Regions from separate parts of the Homo sapiens genome. Here region 2 is linked to region 1. Evidence: read pairs that join two places in POLR2A ChIA-PET (ENCODE). Cell type or tissue: PC-3. All regions are shown on one strand. Links, peaks and the distances in the headings refer to the core of each region. The heading gives the core; the rest is flanking DNA.

The links. Peaks named below come from ENCODE experiments on the same cell type or tissue, not always from the same donor. Only the 100,000 strongest peaks of a DNase experiment are listed, where the experiment ranks them.
Region 2: POLR2A ChIA-PET joins it to region 1 with 5 read pairs; 2 of 35 experiments call an interaction of 5 or more read pairs at or near these places.

Annotation. Positions count from the first base shown.
Region 1 is chr1:33,106,663-33,115,464 of GRCh38, reverse strand. All of the region lies in intron 10 of AZIN2 (antizyme inhibitor 2), which reads right to left. Among named protein-coding and RNA genes, the nearest start is that of AZIN2, 30 kb to the right of the region's middle. In PC-3, for the core only: a CTCF peak has its summit at 3,292; no DNase peak of the experiment used is centred there.
Region 2 is chr1:33,325,970-33,330,969 of GRCh38, reverse strand. It overlaps PHC2 (polyhomeotic homolog 2), which reads left to right. Exons shown (of 15, transcript NM_001385109.1): 13 at 758-899; 14 at 1,824-2,100. Among named protein-coding and RNA genes, the nearest start is that of MIR3605, 4.0 kb to the left of the region's middle. RefSeq lists enhancers at 386-886, 887-1,387. In PC-3, for the core only: no CTCF peak of the experiment used is centred there; a DNase peak (open chromatin) is centred at 2,909; H3K27ac peaks cover 521 bases.

The DNA of each region.
Region 1 (8,802 bases), core at 2,086-7,085:
CCAAAGTACTGAGATTGCAGGTGTGAGCCACTGCACCCAGCCTATTTTTTTTTTTTTAAGGAATCTGTGAAATAAATATTCTAAAAGCTGTGGCAACAAGCTTGTAAATCTCAGCTATTTTTACAAGTCTGAGTGGAAATGGACAAGCATCTGCAAAAATCCAAGATGCCCAGTCTGCCAGCCACTAGGCCCCTCTGTGAGAGAGGGCAGGGGGTTCCTCATTTACAAAGCATACCACCACCACTTCATACCTTATCTGGGAGGCAGGTGGCATGATTGCATTCCCATTTTACAGATGAGAAAACTCAGAGAGGGAAGGTGACCTGCCCAAGGCTCTAGGGGGAGTTAGTAGAACTCTGGGCAGTCCCAGACAAGGAGCCTCCTGGCTGCACCTAGCTGCCTTCTTCAAAGGCACATATGTCTGACAGAGCCACAGAAAAAACAAGGTCAAACATTGAAAAAGGTGCACGGCCTTGATGGAATCCCTAAATAATTCTTCAACTTTTAAAGAATAAATCAATAGGCTGGGCGCGGTGGCTCACGCCTGTAATCCCAGCACTTTAGGAGGCGGACACGGGCGCATCACTTGAGGTCAGGAGTTTGAGGCCAGCCTGGCCAACATGGCAAAACCCTGTCGCTACTAAAAATACAAAAATTAGCTGGGCGTGTAATCCCAGCTACTCAGGAGGCTGAGGCAGAAGAATCGCTTGAACCTAGGAGGCAGAGGTTGCAGTGAGCCAAGATCCAGCCATTGCACTCCAGCCTGGGTGACAAGAGCAAAACTCCATCTCAAAAAAAAAAAAAAAAAAAAAGGCGGGTCGCGGTGGCTCATGCCTGTAATCTCAGCACTTTGGGAGGCTGAGGTGGGTGGATCACGAGGTCAGGAAATCGAGACCATCCTGGCTAACACGGTGAAACCCCGTCTCTACTAAAAATACAAAAAATTAGCCGGGCATGGTGGCGGGCGCCTGTAGTCCCAGCTACTTGGGAGGCTGAGGCAGGAGAATGGCGTGAACCCGGAAGGTGGAGCTTGCAGTGAGCCGAGATTGCGCCACTGCACTCCAGCCTGGGCGACAGAGCGGGACTCCATCTCAAAAAAAAAAAAAAAAGAAAAGAAAAAAAAATCATCCAGTCTGGCCAACATGGTAAAGCCCTGTCTCTACTAAAAATACAAAAAAATTAGCCAGGCATGGTGGCAGGCGCCTGTAATCTCAGCTACTCAGGAGGCTGACACAGGCGAATCATTTGAACCCGGACGGAGGTTTCAGTGAGCTGAGATCGCACCACTGCACTCCAGCCTGGGTGACAGAGCAGGACTCCATCTCAAAAAAAAAAAGAAAAGAATAAATCAATAATTCGTACAAAAATATTTTAAAAGACAAAAATGAGATAAAAAGAAAAAAAAACCCTATGGCCAAAATCTCACTTGTGAATATATAGGCAAAAACCTGACATGAAATCTTAGCTAACCAAATTCACAGTCATATTATCTCTAAAATGAAAGGTGCAGACAACAGGAGAGAAGTCAATCACTGGCTTCATAACATGGAAAATATAGATCTACAGTTCAAGTTTAATTTTCCCAATACATGTCAACATACCATGAAGTAGCCCGTAGCATCTATTCTTTATTAAAACTACAGACAAAACAAAACCCCACAATGAAGAGAGACTATTTTAAATAATGATCCAACTCTGACTTCATTGAGATACACTGAAGTTCAGCCCTGTCATTTTCCAAATGGAGAAACTAGAGAAACAAGGCTCAGAGAGATTAAGTAGCTTGCTTTGCCTAAGGTTACTCAGCTGGTCTATGGCAGAGCCAGGTCTCAAACCCATGTCTTCTGATTCCAAGTCTGAAGCTTTCTGTCATCATTCCCATTTTATATATGATGAGAAATGCTAGCAATAGCTATCAGAAAAAAAGAAACAAAAAAGCATAATACATAGAAGATGAAGAAATAAAATATTACACTGCAGATAACGTATTTGCCCACCTGGAAAATCTTAAGGGGGTGGGTGTGGTTACTAGAGGAAATCAATGAATTTTAGAATGCAAGCCAGCATCTCAGCTCAAAAACACAGGGAAAAGTTTTCACTCACAATAGTAGTGAAAGCATTAAGCTATTACATTCTTGGATGTACTTGGGCCACAGTAATACTTATTCAAATAAAACAATAAAAAAATAATAAAACCAGCTGGGCGCGGTGGCTCACGCCTGGAATCCCAACACTTTGGGAGGCAGAGGTAGGCAGATCATGAGGTCAGGAGGTCGAGACCATCCTGGTTAACACGGTGAAACCCCATCTCTACCCCATCTCTCCAGGCATGGTGGCGGGCGCCTGTAGTCCCAGGTATTTGGGAGGCTGAGGCCTCCCAAGAGAATCGCTTGAGCCTGGGAGGTGGAGGTTGCAGTGAGCTGATATTGCACCACTGCACTCCAGCCTGGGCAACAGAGCGAGACGCCGTCTCAAAAAAAATAAATAAATAAAACCTTCATGGAAGAAATAAAAGATATGAAGTTTACACTGTCCTAGCTAGAAAAACTTAGTAAAGCAAAAAAGAGAATTCTCCCTAATTTAATAACTAGATTAAATAAACTATTACTAATTAAAATCCCCAGGATGTTTTTCTAAACATTAGAAATAATGTGATAAAAGAATAAATGTGAGCCTATCAAAGAATAATAATAAAGCAAATGACAAACTCAGTTTTTGTTAAATAATTTATACAAAAGAATATTTGTATCATGTCTAAGATATAACGAATGACAATAAAATGAATATCTGTGTACTTACCACCCAACTGAAGAAAGATAAAATTTCCAGTATCTTTGAAACTCCCTATGTGCCCACTCCAATGACATCTCCTCTTTCCTAACCTCTTTAGAGGTAACCACCATCCTCACTTTCATGTTCATCATTTTCTTACTTTGTTTTCCATGAGTGTACCTAACCCTAAACAATGTATTGTTTAGTTTTGCACACTTTTGAGATTTATATAAATTATAGAGTATGTAATCTCTACAAGTTCACAATACACTGTATAGAATTCACTGTACAGAATACACCATAATTTATGTTTCTGCTACCCTGCCAATAAACATTAAGGTCATTTCCAATGTTTTATATTATAAAGATATATATGTTCTGATATATCTCCTCGAACACACATGCCAAGAGTTTCTTTACAATATAGGCCTAGGAACTTGCTGTAATGTAGGACATACATATGTGCAAATTTATCTGAATAATGCCTACTTGTTTCCCAAAGTAGTGATACACCACTGCCACCTAGCAGTGCCTAAGGACCCAACTACACCATATCCTCACCAACAGTTGGCATTATCATGCTTTTAATGTTTTTCTAATCTAGTTGTTATGAAATGGTATCTCGTTTTCACTTTTATTTGCATTTCCTTGATTACCACTGAGCACCTTTTCAGTTTATCTTCTGTGAATTGCCCGGTAAAGTCTCTTGCCTGTATTTCTATTGGGTTGCTTTTTTCCTTATTTTCTTGAGATTCTTGTTTGTCTCTATTCCTTACTTAAGAATTCTTCAGGCCGGGCGCCGTGGTTCACGCCTGTAATCCCAGCACTTTGGGAGGCCGAGGTGGGTGGATCACAAGGTCAGGAGTTCAAGACCAGCCTGGCCAACATGGTGAAACCCCACCTCTACTAAAAAAAATACAAAAATTAGCCAGGCACGGTGGCGTGTGCCTGTAAACCCAGCTACCTGGGAGGCTGAGGTGGGAGAATTGCTTGGACCTGGGAGGCAGAGGTTGCAGTGAGCCGAGCCACTGCACTCCAGCCTGGGCGACAGAAAAAGACTCCGTCTCAGGAAAAAAAAAAAAAAATTATTCATATATTTTGTCTACTAATCTCTTATCAATTATATATGTGTTTCAATATTCCCCCCAGTTTGCCTCAGCTGGTCTATTTCTTATGCTGGGATCAAAACTAAACTATTTTAATTACTTTCTGTGTTAGAAGTTATATTATCTTATTTCTATTCTTGTAGTGGTTACTCTATACATTTACATTTTAACATCTCAACGTGGCATTCAATAGCTGTACCATCTATTCTTGATCAAAACTACAGAAAAATCAAAACAAAACCCCACAATGAAGACAGACCATTTCAATAAGGAACCAACTCTAACTTTGTGAAGATACACTGGAATGGCCTCACTTCAAAAAAAGAAGCAACATTAGTAATTAAAGTTCAGCCCCCTCATTTTCCAAGCTAGAGAAGTAAGACTCAGAGAGATTAAGTAACTTGCCTAAGGTTACCCAGCAAGTACATGGTAGCATTCGCCTTAGTGGCCTTCACAGTTCAGCCCTGGCCTGCACCTTCCAGCAAGATTCTCCCCCACTCAGCAGCAGGCTGCTTCTGTGCTGCATGGATTGTTGCAGTAGTCACCCTCTGACAAGTTTGCCACTGGTGGACTGCTGTTTCTGTGACACTGCAGCCTCTCCTCAAAGGTTTCAATATCAGCCTTGGAGGGAGGAGCCCTCCTCCTCTGTGTTTCTAAGTTCCTGCCTTCTTCACTCTCCCTCAGGACCAGGGGTGGTAGCTGATTTTACCCCTTTTAGTAATTGTAATGAACCACCTTTACAGTTAACCATTCTTTATGTTAAAATTTCCCTGTTCAAATTACTAGTGTGACATTTGTATCCTGATACAGTCTCTTCCTGAAACTATGATTGGACATTATGCCTTCTGACTCTATGCACCATTTCCTTAGCCTTTCCTATTTTATATCTTTTTGTCTCTGTGCTACATTTGGATACTTTCTTCAACTCTATCTTCCCATTCTCTCATTCTCTCTTCTGTTGTCTCTAATATGCTGCTTACCCTGGCCATAATTTCAATTTTCATATTTTTCATTTCTAGTTCTATTTAATCCTTTTTAAAATCTGCTACAACATATTTTTATATTCACTTATTCTTTGGTCATATTTTCAATTTCTTATTTCTTCAAACATTGTAAAAGAATGTTAGCACCTGATAATTCCAATATATGAAGTAAACGCAGGTCTGATCTGCTACCTATTGCTTTTGCGGTTCTTCCTCACGATGACTTGTTTCTTTGTATGTTGTGATTTTTGACTGTGAGCTCATGTACTTTGAAACCTTATCAGTGAGAAGCCTAAACTGAAGATTCCTCCTCCAGAGAGAATTTGTTTGCTTCTGCTAGATGAAATTATTTTGAGGCTTAAGGTTTTTCAGACCATAGTTAATGTGAATTTGGGCCATAAGCCCAAAAGAAGGCTGGCTTGTGGTTACAAAATCTCAATTTTTTTCTCTCTTCCAATCACTACCAAGATCAAAACAGTGAAGTTTTCTTGCTGCCATTCTCTGTAGAATGGGCTTTTTTCTCTAGTTGACTCTTACACTAAGGATGTACTTCTTTTGGGTTCTCAGCTCTATGTAAGGGCATCCTATTGGATTCTCCATCTTGACTAGGCCCTAGGAACCCACACAGATATCAAAACTGAAGGTCAATGCTACCATGATTCAGCATACACTCCAAAACAAAAATCCAGTTTCAGAATTAGGTTGCCATTTAATACATATTTGGATAATCACTGTTTTGTATGCTTGGGACACACTAATAAACAAAATACACAAAGGTCCTTGTCCTCTTGGGGTTTACAGTTTAGCAGGGGGGAGGCAAACAAGTAAATTATATAGTATGTTAGAAGGTAATAAGCACTACAGAAAAAAAAAAGAATAGAACACACAACACCTAAGGCACAATCCATAAAAGAAATAATTGATAAACTGGACTTTATTAAAATTAAAAATTTCTGCACTGCAAAAGACAATATTCACCAGGCGTGGTGACTCACACCTGTAATCCCAGCACTTTGGGAGGTCGAGGCAGGCAGATCACTTGAGGCCAGGAGTTCGAGACCAGCCTGGACAACATGGTGAAACCCCGTCTCTACTAAAAATACAAAAACTAGCCAGGCTTGGTAGTGCACACCTGTAATCCCAGCCATTCAAGAGGCTGCGGCAGGAGAATCGCTTGAGCCTGGGAGGCGAAGGTTGCAGTGAGCCAAGATCTCACCACTGCACTCCATCCAGCCTGGGTGACAGAGCAAGACTCTAACTTAAAAAAAAAAAAAAAGAAAAAGAAAATGTTAAGAGAAGACAAGCCACAGACTGGGAGAAAATAGTTGCAAAAGACACATCTGATAAAGGACTGTTATCCAAAATATATGAAGAACTCTTAAAACTCAAAAATGAGAAAACAAACAAGTAAAACTCTGTTTAAAATGGTCAAAGGACTTTAACAGATACTTCGCCAAAGAATATATACAGATGGCAAATAAACATATGTCATCAGGGAAATATAAATTAAAACAACAAATACCACTGAACACTTACTCAAATGGCCAAAATTCAGAACACTGGTAACACCAAATGCTGGTGTGGATGTGGAGCAACAAGAACTCCCATTCATTGCTGGTGGGAATGCAAAATGGTACAGCCGCTTTGAAATACCGTTTGGCAATTTTCTACAAAACTAAACATATTCTTACCATATGATCCAGCAATTGTACTCCTTAGTATTTACCCAAAGGAGTTAAAAATTGCTTGTCACACAAAAACTTACACATAGATGTTTATAATAGCTTTATTCATAATTGCCAAAACTTGGAAGCAACCAAGATGTCCTTCAGTAGGTGAATGGATAAACTGCTGTATACCCAGATAATGGAATATTATTCAGTGCTAAAAAGAAATGAGCTATCAAGCCATGAAAGGAATGAAGGAAACTTAAGTGCATATTACTAAGTGAAAGAAGTCAATCTGGGCCACGGTGGTTCATGCCTGTAATCCCAGCACTCTGGGAGGCCAAGGTGGGCGAATCACTTGAGTTCAGGTGTTCAAGACCAGCTTGGCCAACATGGTGAAACCCCATCTCTACTAAAAATACAAAAAGTAGCGGGGCATGATGGCACATGTCTGTAATCCCAGCTACTCGGGAGGCTGAGGCAGCAGAATCACTTGAACCCAGGAGGCAGAGACTGCAGTGAGCCAAGATCACACCACTGCACTCCAGCCTGGGCAACAGAGTGAGACTCTGTCTCAAAAAAAAAAAAAAAAAAGTCAATCTGAAAGTCTTTAATCCATTTTGTATATGGTGTGAGATAGCATCCAATTTTATTCTTCTATATGTGGATATCTAGTTTTCCTAACACCATTTATGGAAGAGACTGTCCTTTCCCATTGTGTGTCCTTGGTACGTTTGTTGAAGATCAATTGACCGTAAATGCATGGATTTATTTCTGGGCTCTCTATTCTATTCCACTGGTCTATATGTTCGTTTTTATGCCAGTACCATGCAGTTTTGCTTACTTTATAGCTTTCTAGTATATATTTTGAAATCAGATAATGTGATGCCTCCAGCTTTCTTCTTTTTGCCCAAGATACTTTGGCTATTTAGGATGTTTTGTGGTTTTATACAAATCTTAGGATTTTTTTATACTTCTGGGGAAAAGATCATTGGAATTTTGATAGGGACTGCATTGAATCTATGGATCGCTTTGGGTAGTATGGACATTTTAACAGTATTAATTCTTCCAATTCACAAACATGGGGTATCTTTCCATTTATTTATGTCCTTTTTTATCTCCTTCATCAATGTTTTCTAGTTTTCAGCGTACACATCTCTTACCTCCTTAAATTTCCTAAGTAATTTTTTGATGCAATTATAAATGGGATAGTTTTCTTGATTTCTTTTTCAGATAGTTAGCATATAGAAACATTGTATGTTAACTTTGTATCTTCTAATTTTCTGAACTTATTAAGTCTAATAGTTTTTTGGTGAAGTCTTTAGAGTTTTTTTGTTTGTTTGTTTTGTTTTGTTTTTGAGATGGAGTCTGGCTCTGTCGCCAGGCTGGAGTGCAGTGGCGCCATCTCAGTTCACTGCAGCCTCCACCTCCCAGGCTCAAATGATTCTTGTGCCTCAGCCTCCTGAGTAGCTGGGATTACAAGCACCCATCACCGTGCCCAGCTAATTTCTGCATTTTTAGTAGAGACAGGGCTTCACCATATTGTCCAGGCTGGTCTCGAACTCCTGACCTTAAGTGATCTGCCTGCCTCGGCCTCCCAAAGTGCTGGGGTTACAGGCATGAGCCACTGCGCCGGCCTTTGTGTGTGTGTGTGAGATGGAGTCTCACTCTGTTGCCCAGGCTAGAGTGCAGTGGCATGATCTCGGCTCACTACAACCTCTGCCTCCCAGGTTCAAGCAATTCTCATGCCTCAGCCTCCTAAGTAGCTAGGATTACAGGCACACATCTTTACGCCTGGATAATTTTGTATCTCTAGTAGACAGGGTTTCACCACATTGGCCAGGGTGGTCTTGAACTCCTGACCTTAAGTGATCCACCAGCCTTGGCCTCCCAAAGTGCTAGGATTACAGGCATGAGCCACCACGCCAAGCCTTAGAGTTTTCTATATATAAGATAATGTCATCTGCAAACAGAGACAATTTTACATCTCCCTTTCCCATTTGGATGACTTTTATTTCTTCCTCTTCTCTAATTGCTCTGGCTAGGACTTCTAGTACCACACTAAATAGAAGTGGTGAGAGTGAGCATCTTAGTCTTGCTCCTGACCTTAGGATCCTTGTTGAGTATAACATTAGCTGTGAGCTTGTCATATATGGCCCTTATCATGTTGAGGTACATTCCTTCCATACCTAATTTGTTGAAAGTTTTTATCATGAAAGGATGCTGAATTTTGTCAAATGCTTGTTCTCCATCTACTGAGATGATCATATGATT
Region 2 (5,000 bases), core at 1-5,000, 220 kb before region 1:
ATCATAAAAACCACTGCCATTTCCTGAGAACCTGCTGTGTGCTAGTCACTGTGCCAGTCAATTGATACGATTATCTCATCTTCAAAATAACTCCCAAGACAGGTATTACTATTGTCCCCTTTATACAGGTTAGGAAGCCAAAGTACAAAGGAGTAGTAGTGCCTCAGATAACATAGCTAATAAGCCATGGGCCTGGGGATTTAGGCTTGTCCAATTCTAAAGCCATGTGTGGTCTTTGTACCACAATGGAAGCAACAGCTGACCTTGAAGCCCTGAAATCCCAGAAGAGAAGAAATCTCTAGGTCCCAGACAGAGGTGTTCTGCATGCCAAGCTAGAGTTCAGCTATCTTCAGCCCTCATTCCCCTCAGGCTGTTGGAGCAGCCAGGCCACTCCCCAGCAGGACAGTGGACAGTAGTTTCCCGTCACAGGGTAACATTTATAGTGGAATAAGTCAGGTGTGAGCTTTCGCCCTGGTCCAAGTCCAGGTGTCTCAAACATTTTACAGACATTATCTCATGTTGTAAGACCAGACCTAGAAAGTGAGTGGTATTACCCCCAACTCCAGATAAGGAAACGGAGGATCAGGGCTTAAGTGACTTAAACCCAAAGTCACACAGCTAGTAGTTAGTGATGGAGTTAGGATCTGAACCAATAGATGGACTCAAAATTTGTCAGACAGCTTGGCTGTGCTCATTCTGCCTACGGCCCATAAGCACAATGACTACTGTGACATCCCCTGTTCCCCTGTCCCTGAAGGTACAACGTGGGATGCACCAAACGGGTGGGACTTTTCCACTCAGACCGGAGCAAGCTGCAGAAGGCAGGAGCTGCGACCCACAACCGCCGTCGGGCCAGCAAAGCCAGTCTGCCACCACTTACCAAGGATACCAAGAAGCAGGTAAGAGGCGGGCAGAGCCTGAAGCTCCATCCCCACAGTCCCCACAGCTTCCCTTCCATGGCCCTCGACACCACGGTCCCCTCCAGCTGCCGACTTCAGCGCACTCTGCTGTGCTCTCATTCCTTGTAGACCTGTCCAGTCGAGCCTTCTGCACCCCAGTAGGTCCCTTCATTTAGACCCATGGGTGCTTACAAGGTTCCCTGCCCCCTTCCGTGGCCTTGCCTCAACATCACCCCACCTTCCAGTTTGCCTCCATCCTTGGCTTCTGGGGCCACGGAAATGGGGTCTCCCCTGGGCTGCTCAGGTAACCTCCTGCCTTACGTGGAGGGCTGGGTGAGAAGGCAGCCTCCACCCTTTGTTTTGCCACCTTTTTGCCTCCCTGAACACGCGAGCACAGAGTTCTTGAAGGTCTCTACCAGGAACATGGGTATTCAGTCATTAAATATTTTTTAGCACCAGCTGTATGCCAGAAACTCTGTTAGGCACTAGGCTCTAAGGACACAGTCTCGCCTTAAAGGAACTCCACAGCATGGTGTGATGTTTTATAACCTTATGTATAATTTTGCCTTATTTTTTTTTTGTCTTAAACCTCCTTAAGAATGGTCCAAAGCTGTGTACGTACAGAAGAAATGTTACATGCTATTTCAAGTGGCTCTGTGATCACCTCCTAGAACTCAGAGCCCTGCTTTAAAACTCATGTTTAGAAAAAGATAATTGCAGTATTGTGTGGTAGACACTACAATACTAAGAGGGACTAACTCTGCCTAGGGTAGGAGACAGGACAGCATGGAAGATGCTGTTAGATCTGGGAACTCAGATGTGTAGTAGTAGGCCAAGTAGAAAAAGGAGAAATACCTCCTTTGTTCATCACTGCTGCTAGAGATGGTTTGTTCCCCCATCCTGAAGAAAACTCTCTGCTCCCAGCCAACAGGCACTGTGCCCCTTTCGGTTACTGCTGCTTTGCAGCTAACACACAGCCAGGAAGACTCCAGCCGTTGCTCAGATAACTCAAGCTATGAGGAACCCTTGTCACCCATCTCAGCCAGCTCATCTACTTCCCGCCGGCGACAAGGCCAGCGGGACCTGGAGCTCCCCGACATGCATATGCGGGACCTGGTGGGCATGGGACACCACTTCCTGCCAAGTGAGCCCACCAAGTGGAATGTAGAAGACGTCTACGAATTCATCCGCTCTCTGCCAGGTAAGGCCCTTGGAAATTCCATGTCTCCCCGGAATAGCAAGGAAAGAGAAAATGAGAGACCCTCCCACCACCAGGAGGATTAGGTAGTTTAGTTAATGACTCAGGTTCAGGAACTGGGGTGCAGAAATGAGTGAGATGAGCTCCCTGCCTATAAGAGCTTGCTTATATTCAGCATAGAATGCAAACTATAAATATTCCATAGCTGTAATTCTGTATATTTTCTGGCATGGGAAGTGATCTGTGTGAAATACAGAGATGATAATGTAATTAACTGTCTCTCTCTCCTGGGAGAGATTAGGAGGGGAGTCAGGTAGAGTGTAGGATATGTGTCAGGAACATCAAAATTAAGAAAATAGCCAGGTGTGGTGGCTCACACCTATAGTCCCAGCACTTTGGGAGGCTGAGGTGGAAGGATTGCGTGAGGTCAGGAGTTTGAGAACAGCCTGGGCAACATGGTGAGACCTGTCTCTACCAAAAAAAAAAAAAAAAAATTTAATTAAGAAAATGTAAACTAAATGACAGTAGACAGACAAGTATGCCTTTGCTGGATGGAGAGACTGCAAGAGGGCGCACATGCAGAGGCATGAAGATAGGGAAGTCTGTGGTATGGCCAGACATGGCACAGAGCCCTGCGTGGTGGAGCACAAGTGGTGGTGAGGCCCGGGATCTAGGAGCCAGCTGTAAGAGGCAAGCCTTACATCATTCACAGATGCCTTCAGTGGGGCCTGGATGCATTACTGTTTTTCTGCCAGTCTCACTCATACACCGACCAGGTCAGGTATTCATGGTAACCACAAGCCTCTTTCTCAAGAGACTGCAGTGTGGTTAAGAGCACAGACTTCTGAGTCACACAGAACTGGGTTCAAATTCTGGCTCTGTCACTTAACCTAGTATGTTATCTCTTCATCCCCAAAATTTTTATTACACAGTTGCTGTGGGTAAGGAATTCAGGAGTGGCTTCCTGGGCCGTTCTGCCTCAGGTGTCTTATGAGGTTACAATTAAGATTTATCAGCCAAGGCTGAGGTCACGTGAATACTGAAGAGCTGTGGGATCTCTTCCAAGGTGCCTCACTCACGTGATTTGCCCTGGGCTGGCTGTTGGCAAGAGGCCTTGGTTCTTGTCTATATGGGCCTCTCCAGAGGGCTGCTCGAGTGTTCTCATGATATGCATGGCAGTGGGATGTCCCCACAGGTAGGGATCCAGGAGTGCAAGGTAGAAGCCACTGTGCCCTTTATGATCTAGCCTCTGAAGCCACGTACTGGCATTTTCACAATATATTTTTTTAATTAAAATTTTTCACAATATCTTATGGGTCACACAGGTCAGTCTTACTCATTGTGAGAGGGCATGAACTGGGAAGCAAGGATTATTGGGAGCCATTCAGAGACAAGCCATGTAGTTCACCATGACCCCCAGAAATTTGTGTTCCTTCCTCATGCAGAATACCCTCACCGCCACCAAATCCCCGACAGTTTGGTCCCATGACAGCATCAGTTTGAAGTCCAGGCTCTCATCATTGAGGTGAGATGAGGCTCCTGGGGTCCAGTTCTTCAAGTATAGGTCCTCTCAGTCTGAAGATCTGAGAACTAGAGAGAGAGGCTATCTGCTCCCTTCCACAAACCCAATGCACAGTGGGACAGCCATAGGATAACCATTACAGACATGCCCATCCAAAAAGGGAGAAACAGGGAGCGTACAAGAGTCGCTGATCCATTCCAGTTCCGAAATCCGCTAGGGTTTATGGTGGCATTTCCTCAATTGGGACTCAAAGCCTGGGAGTGATTTCTGTCTTGGTTCTGCCCTCTGAGTTCTCCTTCCTTTTCTGTGAAAAGTAGCCTGTATTTTCAGTGTAGTCGTTTTCTCAGCCTGCTTCCTCCTTTTTATTTTATATTACCTTTGACTTTTTTGTTTTTTGTTTTTGAGATAGAGGCTTGCTCCATCACCCAGGCTATTGTGCAATGGCGTGATCTCGGCTCACTGCAACCTCCGCCTCCTGGGTTCAAGCAATTCTGCCTCAGCCTCTTGAGTAGCTGGGATTACAGACATTCGCCACCACACACAGCTAATTTTTGTATTTTAGTAGAGATGGGGTTTCACCATGTTGGCAGGCTGGTCTCAAACTCCTTACCTCAGGCGATCCACCCACCTCAGCCTCCTAAAGTGCTGGGATTATAGGCGTGAGCCACTGCGCCCGGCCTACCTTTGACTCTTAAAATCAGTAATTCAGTATTTCTTAAAATAATTGTGGGTTTTCTGGGAATCTTGTTGGGGTCCATTCCATTAGACAAAAACCACACCCAGAATTATCTTCAAGGGTAAGCTGTTGTCTGCATTGGTATTCTTCTGAAGCTGAGGGGCAGCATGGACAGTGCCCTTCACATTCTTAGAAACCCTGCTGTTGAAAAGAGGATCTGCGAGGCATGCCTAGAAAATCCGTCGAGAGCCTTTGGATTGAATAGCTCTTTGAGGCATCACTTTAGATCTTTCTGAAGTCTTCACAAAAAGATTTAAGTCACATCCTAAGTTTAATCTGTAGACCGTGTTTTCTTGACTGTGCCCTGAATTTGATCTTTGCCTAGAAACCATTTCTTAATGTTAGCATCATGTGCCATCTGGAGAGGCTGGGCATTTTTAAAACCGGCAGATCCCGGTTCCTTTATGTTGAACAGTTTTGTTTGTTTGTTTTTACCTTCTCTCTCTCCTATTTTACTGTGAGCAGCAGTAAGAAGCCAAGCAACACCTTCCACATTCTGCCTGAAAATCTCCTTAGCTAGACCACCCACTTCATGAGGTACATTCAACTTACATTTCTGCTACCAACCACATTTTTACAAAATGTTCTTTTATTTCATAACAGAGACCCTGTTTCTTCCAATCTCCACTAAGAGTTTCCTCACTT